2 separate regions of the Homo sapiens genome follow, and region 1 is linked to region 2. The links are chromatin loops, found by intact Hi-C in ENCODE. Cell type or tissue: GM12878. All regions are shown on one strand. Links, peaks and the distances in the headings refer to the core of each region. The heading gives the core; the rest is flanking DNA.

Region 1 (5,383 bases), core at 130-5,129, 300 kb before region 2:
CACCGTGGCACACATTTACCTATGTAACCAACCTGCACATCCTGCACATGTATCCTGGAACTTAAAACGAAATAAAATAAAAAATTAAAGATGGGTTGATGGATGGATAGAGGGATGGATAAAAGGACTGATAAGCAATAAAGCAAATACCATAAAATGTTTAAAAAAAGAAAAGAAAAAAGAAAGTAGTCTATGACTTAAAAAAAAAAACTTGGAAAACTGTGAATCTATACTCTTCAATTTTGCAAAAATTTAGCAATTCTGTGCCCGAATCATGTATAACATTCATCAGTTGGCATATTACTTTAAAAATGAAACCCCGAAGTGAATGAAGACTTCACCTCACCAGTCATTTTCCAAGCCCCATGCATGGAGGAAGCATTTCTCCCATGACTGCGAACGGTGTTTTGTCTTCCCTCCCAAAAGGAAAGAACAATTACTTTACAACTTCATGAAAGCTGAAATGCAGGCAGACCTCTTTGTGGGTAAAGTCTAAAGCAGATGCAATTTTAGGTTAAACATAGAGTATTATTACTTATTCTGATTCTTCAACTGAGCCTCTGAAAATATTTATTTTCTATTTGTTTAAATGTAGGTATTGAGAGACATGGCTTCCTTTTTTCTTTCTTTGTTAAACAAATGCTCAGATGTGATGGCTCATGCCTGTAATCTCAGAATTTTAGGAAGCTGAGGCAGGAGGATCGCTTCAGGCCAAGAGTTCCAGACCTGCCTGGGCAACATATGATGACCCACGTCTCTACAGAAAAATGTAAAAATTAGCCAGGCATGGTAGCGTGCACTGTAGTACTTAGCTACTTGAGAGGCTGAGGTGGGAGGATCCCTTGAGTTTGGGAGTTTAAGGATACATTGAACTATGATGACAACAGTGCACTCCAGCCTGGGTGACACAGTAAGACCCTGTGTCTAAAAACAACAAAAAAACACTAACAATATCAATAACAACAACAAAAAAAGAAGCAAAGTAGATTTTTCCGCCACCCCCCAAAAAACATAAAGTCCAACACGTAAACACCAGATTCCCCATGGGCTTTGAAGAAACAGACATTTTATGCCCCTTAGCAAATTACTCTTGGATGAAATTGGCAGCACTCTACTTCTTTAGGTAAGTAAATAAAGATTGTTATATTTGAAAACAATGGCTTTTATTGTTATGAACTAGGAGTGGCTTTAATGGAGAAGTTGCCCTGTTACTTGACCACTGAAAAGGAAGAGCTACAGACCAGCTATTCTAAACCCAAAGTAATTATTTTGTTAGACTTAGCTCCACATTTAAGTGGCTTATAATCAATAAATCTATAAAACAAGTTAACTCGGCCACTTACTAAAGCATATTTTACAGTCAATTATCTTGGCACATACACCCAAAAGTTATATTAATCACCCTTAAAATATTACATATATGCTGTATTTAAATTTTAGAGTTGAAATCAACATGTAGTTACACCTGTTTAGATTTTCCAGGTTAAAATCATTGTTGTCGTAGTCTATGGTCTACATGTGTATCCCTGATCCCTCACATTATAGTTTGGACTCAGCTGAGATATGAGGAAGGAATGATGAGGGAAGGGACCAGCATTCTTACGTGGATCGTCATCTCCTGGGGCCATGCACTGGTAGGATCTAGAGGTTTGTGATGTTCCCAAACGGTCATGAGACTCTTGGGCACAAGGGTTGAGGCTATCTGATCCAGGCACCCCATAAACCTTGAAATATTAGCATGGTGTTTTGTTAAATGTGTCTGTGTGTGTACCGTTCTCCAGGCTACGAAAGCACTTGTTTAATCTGCAGCATAGAACAGGCTGCATTCTTATTTAATGCTAGGAACACTTAAATCCAACTGGCTGGTTCTCAATCCGTGTCAAAGGCTCAGTTACAATAAACAGTATTTATATAATATTCTTAAAGGTACACCTATTACTCTATATTCCAGAGTTATTTATTGAGCCCTGGGACTTCGGGGGATCATGATCACTGAAATTGTGTGGATAATTTAACGTGATATGTGCATTTACAGCTTTCATCATAGTCTCAAATTGAACCAGGACATATAAAAAGTAAGAATCACTAATCCACATTTTAAGATTAAGTATCTCAAAGGAGGTAGTACTAATAAGTAAAAATAAATAATACCTTATACTCTCAAAAGGTTAAAAAAATTATACTAAATATTTTAAATCTAGATTCTAATTGAAGGCTTGAAGGCATTTGGAATGGAATAAACAGCGTGGTGCCTGAGATTTACGATGTGTTGGTTATGACATCTATTTGAGCGCTCATGGAGTTTTGCTGATTTGCTGATTCCTTGTTGTGTGCTGGATGTGTGAGTTTATAGATAGACAACTTCCAAATAAATGAGATTCAACTACACTTCATTTTCTGTGGAAACCATCCAGAGAGTTCTCATTGCTCACATTTGTGGATCTATATACCAATGCAAAGAAATGTTTATTCCAGTCTTTATCTGACAGCTAGCTTCTGTTATTGAGTTAAATCTCCTGAATCCAGTAACAGAAACATTTATAGACCTTGACTCCACAAACCACTAGGTTCTGCTGTCAGAAATCTCTGAGTCACGCTCACTTCGAGAGGCAGCAAAACCAAATTTGCCCACTTCCTCTTTCTTGTGTGCTTTATTTGTCTCATTTAGTTGTAACCACATGATATGGTGGGGGGAGTCTGGACACATATGGAAATCCTGCTTCTGCCTCCCACTAGCTGTAGGACTTTGGATAAACTATTATTCTCTCCAAGTCCCAGCTTTTTCTTTTCTTCTCTTTAGTGGGGGAAGGGGGTTTTGCTGTGTCTCCCAGGATGGAGTGCAGTGGCATGAGCTCAGTTCACTGTAGCCTCAACATCCCAGACTCAACTGATCCTCTCACCTCAGCCCCCCGAGTAGCTGGGACTATAGACATGTGCCACCACGCCTGGCTAATGTTTATATTTTTTGTGGAGACAGGGCTTCACCATGTTGCCCAGGCTGGTCTCGAACTCCTGAGCTTGAGCGATCCCCCAGCCTCGGCCTCCCAAAGTGCTGGGATTATAGACATGGGCCACTGTGCCTGGCCCAAGTCTCAGATTTTTCATCTGAAAAGTGACTATAACTTAGGACCCAGGGTGCTTGTAAGGATTAAATGACATAATTTTCATGAATTTACCCAGTTGTCATCAGGCACTTAGTAGATGCTTAATAATTACTTATTTCTTATCCTTTCCCACCTTCCTTTATTTTGTGTATTGACTCTGCAACACCCAAATATATGGATCACCATCACTACTTATCATCTTTAGTGAGGCAATGTTGACCAGCAACCCAACAGCTTTAGTAAATCTTCCTAAGTTCCCATCAGATTTTGAACGCAACTATATTATAGCTATGATAGCACTTTTTTTTTTTTTTTTTTTGACAGAGTCTCGCTCTGTCACCCAGGCTGGAGTGCAATGGCACAATCTCAGCTCACTGCAACCTCTGCCTCCCAGATTCAAGCTATTCTCCTGCCTCAGCCTCCTGAGTAGCTGGGATTACAGGTGCATACCACCACGCCCGGGTAATCTTTGTATTTTTAGTAGAGACGGGGTTTCACCATGTTGGCCAGGCTGTTCTCAAACTCCTGACCTTGTGATCCGCCCACCTCGGCCTCCCAAAATGCTGGGATTACAGGCATGAGCCACTGCACCCGGCCTATGATAGCACTTTTCACTTTGTCATTTGATTACTGGTGTACATATCCATCAGCTCTCAGAACACGAGAGGGTTGTTTTCTGCAAAACCTCTCCAATTTTAACGACATAATACAGGACGGGGAGAGACAAGAATGGCTCATTCACCCTTCTCCTTTTTATCATTTGTTTTGAAGAGAACTAACACAAAAAGAGAATGATTCTCATACATTCTTCTGTAACAACTATTGCCCTACTCTTAAATGTACTCCTGGCTAGGCACAGTGGCTCATGCCTGTAATTCCAGCACTTTGAGAGACCAAGGCAGGAGGATTGCTTGAGTCCAGGAGTTCAAGACTAGCCTGGACAACAAAGTGAGACCTTCTCTCTGCAAAAAAATTAAAAAATTAACGAGGCATGTTGGTGCACCTGTGGCCCTAATTACATGCGAGGCTGAGTCAGGACAATTGCTTGAGCCCGGGAGGTCAAGGCTGCAGTGAGTCATGATTGTGCCACTGCACTCCAGCCTGAGCAAGAGAGCAAGACGTCTCAAATAAAAAAAATAAAATGCACTCCTTAACCAGGCAAGGGGGCATGCATCTGTGGTCCCAGCTACTCAGGAGGCTGAGGCAAGAGGCTCTGGGCCCAGGAGTTCAAGAGCAGCCTGGTGCAACATAAGAAGATCCCACTTTTGTAAAAAAATTAAGTTAGCCTGGTGTGGTGGGGCACACCGGTAGTCCCAGCTACTTGGAAGACTGAGTGGAAGGATCACTTGAGCCCAGAAGTTTGAGGCTGCAGTGAGCCATGATTGTGCCACTGCACTCCAGCCTGGGTGACAGAGCAAGACCCTGTCTCAAAAAAATTTTTTTAATTAAAAAATAATAATAAATAAAATATACTTTAAAAATACATCAATAAGCAGCTTCACCAGGATAGAACAAAAGTCTGCTCTTCCTTAAAGAGTATAGTATTCGTGCCAATTTTTTCAGACTTTATTCATGTTGAGAATACTTCCTGAAATCACTCTCTTTTTCAATTTTGTGTGATGCAATTTAATAGACAGATAAACTTAGCATGAATTATTACAGGAAGGGTTGGCATCTCATTCATCTGTGTTCCCAACTCATAGCCCATCACTTAGGACACTAGTAAACATTGAATAAATGAATAAAAGAAGACATCACCATTTATATATTCTGAATGAAGGTTTGCTTGTATGAGTTGATTCTGGATCTGATATGTAAGTATTTGGATCAAAAGCCAGAGATCCTGAAAAGCAAGAGGCCAATATGACCAAATCCATAGACAGTCAGTTACCTATTGAAGGCTCTCTGCTGACCTAATAACACCATGCTCAGTTCATACCTGGGAAATTTCCTGCCTGTATCTCCAGTTTGGAAAAAGAAAAAAAAATCATCATCTGCATTTCTAGACCAAGTCAACCTGATTTTTAAGCATAAGAAAAGGCCGGGCGCGGTGGCTCACGCCTGTAATCCCAGCACTTTGGGAGGCCGAGGTGGGCAGATCACCTGAGGTTGGGAGCTCAAGACCAGCCTGACCAACATGGAGAAACCTCATCTCTACTAAAAATACAAAAGTTAGCTGGGTGTAGTGGCGCATGCCTGTAATCCCAGCTACTCGGGAGGCTGAGGCAGGAGAATCGCTTGAGCCCAGGAGGCGGAGGTTGCAGTGAGCTGAGATTGTG
Region 2 (5,383 bases), core at 215-5,214:
CCCAGATAGGATAGCACTGGTCTCCCAGCAACTGCGGCTGTAGCCACTAACTCACATGCTCCTTTGTCCATACTCCTGCAGGGGGAAACGGTGCCAGTTTCAACTCAGAGTTTGGAGAGGGCTTGCAGCGGGGAAGTGAAATTAAAGTGACTGTGCGTGAGGTCCCTTGGGTCAATTCAATGTATTGTTGTGGCTTCCACATCTGAATGTATAGAGAATGGATGTGTTACCTGCTTGCAGTTCTCAGTCCCTCCAGTGTCAGAGGGGTTCTCCCTTTCGGAGTCGGCAGCATATAGAAAGGTGCCAATGGGACATCACTCCACCACCACCTGGACGCCTGCCTCCCTGTCCCCTCCCAGATGGTCAGTAGACGGGAAAAGGGAAGTCACTAAGAACATGGCTTTTTAAAAACAAAAAAGTAGCTATTAACCTCCTACTGAGCACTTGTTGAAGCTGGAGGTCTTGTGATAATTCCCATTTGGCACTGGGTCACCTCAGACTCAGTAACTAACAAGATGGGAAGCCTCACTTCCTAACAAGCCTCACTTCCTAAGTGAAAAGGATCTAGTCAAGAACACAGAAAGGTCCTAAATTGTCTTTACCCAGATCTTTCCTGTTTTGTTTTGTTTTGTTTTGTTTTGTTTGAGACGGAGTCTCGCTTGCTCTATCGCCCTGGCTGCAGTGTAGTAGCATGATCTCAGCTCACTGCAACCTCCGACTTCCCAGTTCATGCAATTCTCCTGCCTCAGCCTCCTGAGTAGCTAGAATTACAGGGGTGTGCCAGCAAGCCCAGCTAATTTTTGTATTTTTAGTAGAGACGGGGTTTTACCATGTTGGTAAAACAGGCTGGTCTCGAACTCCCGACCTCAGGCGATCTGCCTGCCTCAGCCTCCCAAAGTGCTGGGATTACAGGCATAAGCCACCACACCTACCCTACCCAAATCCTTTCTGAGGGGTGTATTTCCGTGAGCAACTTTGAGGAGTGAAGTAAAGTCTCAATCTAAGTGAAAGCATTTTTCTTACTTACTGCTTGCTACAAAATCATGGGGTCCTCCCTATTGCTCAGTTGAACACAAACCCATTATCTGTGTAGCATCTATCTGGACCCTGCACATTACCCTGGGACTTGGGGACAAAGGAACTCACACAAGCATAATGATGCTTACACTATTTATTGTGCGATGAGTAATACAGTCTTTTGTCCTCACCCTGAAATTTCATGTTTTCTGCCATTAGCCACACAACTATAACAGTCTAACCCATTAACTTGTGGGAAAGGCAAAACCTCAGAACAATCACAGTTCTTGATACTGGGTCCAGGAAGCGGTGGGAGGAAAGAGCTGACATTCAGCAAAGTGAGTGATCACGTTGACGCGTCATTCACTTAGGATCATTTCTTTTTCTTTTCTTTTCTTTCTTTCTTTTTTTTTTTTTTTTTTTGAAGTTGTATAACTTATTTGACAATCAGCACTTAGTTCTTATTCACATTGACTGTAGATTTCTGAAAGTGGCAACAGGTGCATAGGTAACCAATGTACAGACCTTGTTTGGCTCATTTCTGAACCACACATGGCATGGGACATTCCTCATTCCTTTGGCCCGGAAAGCTTTGCTGAGCTTAGTATGAATGTGTGTAATGGGAGTTCCCCTCTCCTTCAGGACAAATTTCTGGCCCTCTTTGAGTGCCCCAAGGGGTCTGTTTCTTGAAGCCCACTCTGCGAATGAGCTTGTGAATGTCGATGGTTTAGTCTCTGGTCACCACCTCATTGAGGGCAGGTGGCCCTTCTTGCCACCTTACTATTCAGAAACCATTTTTGCCAGGTCCAGATAGAAAGGAAGATTGCAGGGGACTGGGTGAGAGGGAAAGCAGAGATTGCAAGTACAACTTCTGCATCAGCTGGAGGCAGGAAAAGTTGGAGGCGGGGGCGGCCTTTGCACGTTAAAAAGGGGGCTAGTTAAAGAGAGATTATTTCTACCACCCCTTAAAAATGAATGCCACATAATGGAATTTCCAACTGTACATCAGGTGGATAGATGGGAGAAATGCACCACCCCTTCCCTCATGCGTGAGACGGCTGACACATCCCTCAAACAACGTGGAGGCGGTCATCATACAAGGCAGTGGAGAGCAGTAGAAAAGGCTTGGGCTGTGGATTTGGACTGATCTTGTTTTAATTCCTGGTTTTGCCATTAACTCTGGGAACTAAATTATCTAGGGCCCCAGAACCTCATGTTTCTTCATCAATCCAATGGAAATGTTATCTCATGAGAATTACTTGTATTTGTTGTTATCTCATGAGAATTACACACGTATTCGTTGTCATGGGAATCACCCAGCCCTGAGTGGATGCCTTAGTGTTGGAGTCCTCCTCCTTTCCCTCACCTCCTACTCCACCTAGAAAGGACGTGCACCCTGCCTCACAGCCCCCAGCGGTGACATCCTCTTTTCTCTCTGTCATTCACACCCGCCCACCTCCCACGCAGACTCGTGGGGGAATTTGGTCCACATCAGCACAGAAGGTCTTTTCTTCTCATGCCCACATGTTGGGGAACCACCCATTTGCTGGCTGTGTCTGGGAGAGGCTAGTGATCATGACAAAGCCTGACGTGCAGGGACTTTCCCTCGTCTGATGGCGGCAGCCCCTTGTCTTCAGCCTTCCTCCTGCAACTTCAGTTCTGAGCCAAAAACAAGGCTGAGAAAAGCCTGACCTCCAGTTTCTACCCTGGTGTAGGGGGTTGGAGTCACTTTTCTGGGCCCCCACAATCGTTGCTAGATGGAAAATATGCACCCTTCAGTGCTCCTCCCAGCTCCATCTCCTTCCTTGCCTTCTCCCCCATCCTTCCTTGGCTTCCAATCCCCTTCCAGACAGAGCAGAGAGGCTGGGCCTTCAGGAGAGGGGGCAGAAGGGCTTTCTGAGCTCCCTGAGTGCTTGTCCTCCTGCCACAGACCTCTTCTAGGCTGCTTTGAGTTATTGTTTATTTTTGACCAAGGTGTAAGTTCCTGGAGAGTCTATTTTACTTACCTCTCCTCCATAATGCATAGTAAAGCACTCTGCATGTCACAGGCACTTTGCGACAATTTGACACTGGCTGCATCACCTCAGTCCCAACTTTTGCTACTTTGGACCTGTTCCCCAGGAAACACAGGCATGGAAGGGACCTCAAGAGGTCATCTGTGTCGTTCTTTTCAGAACAGGCAGGAAAAATGTTACCGCAGAGGCAACCGCAGCCAAGGGAGGGTAACTGACCTGTCCCAGGTGGGACAGCTGGCAATGGAAAGGGGGCGTAGAGGCAGGGATTGTCATGGCGCTCTGTTCTTTGAATTATATTGAACTATAATTTGCCTTGACAACTATTGAGTTGACTAGAGTAAATCTTCCCAGAAACCACTGGCAAGAACATCCACTAAATGCTATTTGCAAGAAATGCATTAAAAGACATTCATCAGTGAAAAGAGAGACTCCAGCTGCCCAGAAAAGCCTGATGAAGTTTGCAAAGGGCAAGAGTAGAAAAAAAGTTACTTTGCCTTTTCCGTAAAGTAAAGCCAAGTGCCAACCGGCACTCAACACTGAGACCTCCTCCTTGGGGCCTCCTTTCTTTAGGCCAAAGAGGAGCTTCAGAAGAAGCAAGAAATGAATGTTTATATGTTTTTCTCTCGAGTCTAAACCATGCTTTTCATCCCCCAGGTTTCCTCTGCTTTTTTCACTTTTTCGTATTTCTTTTTCCCAACAGAGATGGCAGTGAGGAAGAGCCCACATGTCATGGCCATACCACCTCCATTTGGTGTTAGAACAGATTTCAAATTCCTTTGTTTTGTTTTTATTCCATGGTGCTTTTTCCATAAGTGGTGGTTTCTATTAAATCCATAAAACAGTCATTTGCAGATGGTCTGGCATTTTTTTCTTTGTCATAAAATATTATATGCTACTAACAAGGTTAACTTCATCCACTTGATATTTTCATTGGGTATATATATTTTAACTCTGAGTCATAAGAAAATAATATGGCAGACAAAATATACATTTCCTGAGGCAATGAGAAGGAAGATTTGAAACACAGATTTCACTGAGTTGGGCCTGCCCACTACAGATATTAATAATTTCCTTTTGTAGACTATTTGAAGCCTATTCTATGAATATATTATATAACCCTACAATTTCAATGCTGGAAAAAATGTCAGAATTCATTCCTTTCCATCATCTAATTTTCCAGAAGAGGAAACTGAGGCTTGGGCGTGAAATTAATTGTCTGAAGCCTCCTCGTAGTGTCAGAGGTGGGACAAGAAATCCAAGTTCTTCATTTTTAAGTGAACTGTCTCTGAAAAAAATAAAACAAAATATTGCTCAGTAACAATGTACTACTAATGCCTTCTTATAGTAAGCCCTCAGTGAATATGTCTTTTGAGTACTTGATTCATGGAAACAGTAAAAAGTCACCAGTGATAAATAAACAAATGAAGGAGAAGAGACAAATCTCCTATGCAAATGAATTCAAAGTAATTTATGTAGATACTATCGAGGAGGTGAAGCAAACTCTTTACCTAAATGTGGGCTGCCCATAGTGACTTCTTTCCAAAGAGCAGAGTATGGAAAGCGGGTGTGGGGTAACTCCACAGTGGAGAAACCCGACCAACGGCCCCTCTGCCAGGTGATCAAGGTCAACATCGACAGTGTTAAGTCATTTGGTAGTCTGTACGCTGTATATGATTTGATGAGAATGGTACTCCACGTCTGTGGCCTTCCTCCCAAAAAACCCGTAACCCCAGTCCAATCATAAGAAAAACATGAGGAAAATCTCAACTGAAGGACATTCTACAATATACTTCAACAGTACTACTCAAAACTCCCCCAAATAAGGAAAGCCTGAGAAACTGTCACAGCCAAAAGGAGCTTAAGAGGCACGATTAAGTGTAATGTGGGAACCTGGGACAGAAAAAGGACATCAGGGGAAAACTTATGAAATCTAAATAAAGTATGGACTTTAGCTAATATAATGGATATTGGTTTATTAACTGTGACAAATATGCATACTCATGTAAGATGTTAATAATAGGGAAAACCAGTTGAGGGTAAATGGGAATTCTCTGTACTTTCTTCTCAATTTTCCTGTGAATCTCAAATTGTTCTAAAAAATATAGACTTTTTTTTAGGTGGGGCGGGAGGTATGTGCTCTCTTCTGTCACCCAGGGTAGAGTGCAATGCCATGATCTCAACTCACTGCAACCTCTGCCTCCTGGGTTCAAGCAATCCTTTCATCTCAGCCTCCCAAGTAGCTGGGACTACAGGCGTGTGCCACCACACTCGGCTAAATTTTTTTTTTTCTAGTAGAGATGGGGTTTCACCATGTTGGCCAGGCTGGTCTTGGACTCCTGACCTCAAGTGAT

What was found. Peaks named below come from ENCODE experiments on the same cell type or tissue, not always from the same donor. Only the 100,000 strongest peaks of a DNase experiment are listed, where the experiment ranks them.
Region 1: it touches region 2 in a loop (2.7-fold over the local background); 1 of 110 quality-filtered maps calls a loop at or near these places.

The regions. Positions count from the first base shown.
Region 1 is chr6:154,299,689-154,305,071 of GRCh38, forward strand. All of the region lies in intron 1 of IPCEF1 (interaction protein for cytohesin exchange factors 1), which reads right to left. Among named protein-coding and RNA genes, the nearest start is that of IPCEF1, 54 kb to the right of the region's middle. RefSeq lists an enhancer at 2,906-2,955. In GM12878, for the core only: no CTCF peak of the experiment used is centred there; a DNase peak (open chromatin) is centred at 2,623; H3K27ac peaks cover 375 bases.
Region 2 is chr6:154,604,143-154,609,525 of GRCh38, forward strand. It overlaps the pseudogene RPL31P29. Among named protein-coding and RNA genes, the nearest start is that of CNKSR3, 96 kb to the left of the region's middle. RefSeq lists an enhancer at 2,384-2,683. In GM12878, for the core only: no CTCF peak of the experiment used is centred there; DNase peaks (open chromatin) are centred at 1,239 and 2,499; H3K27ac peaks cover 2,717 bases.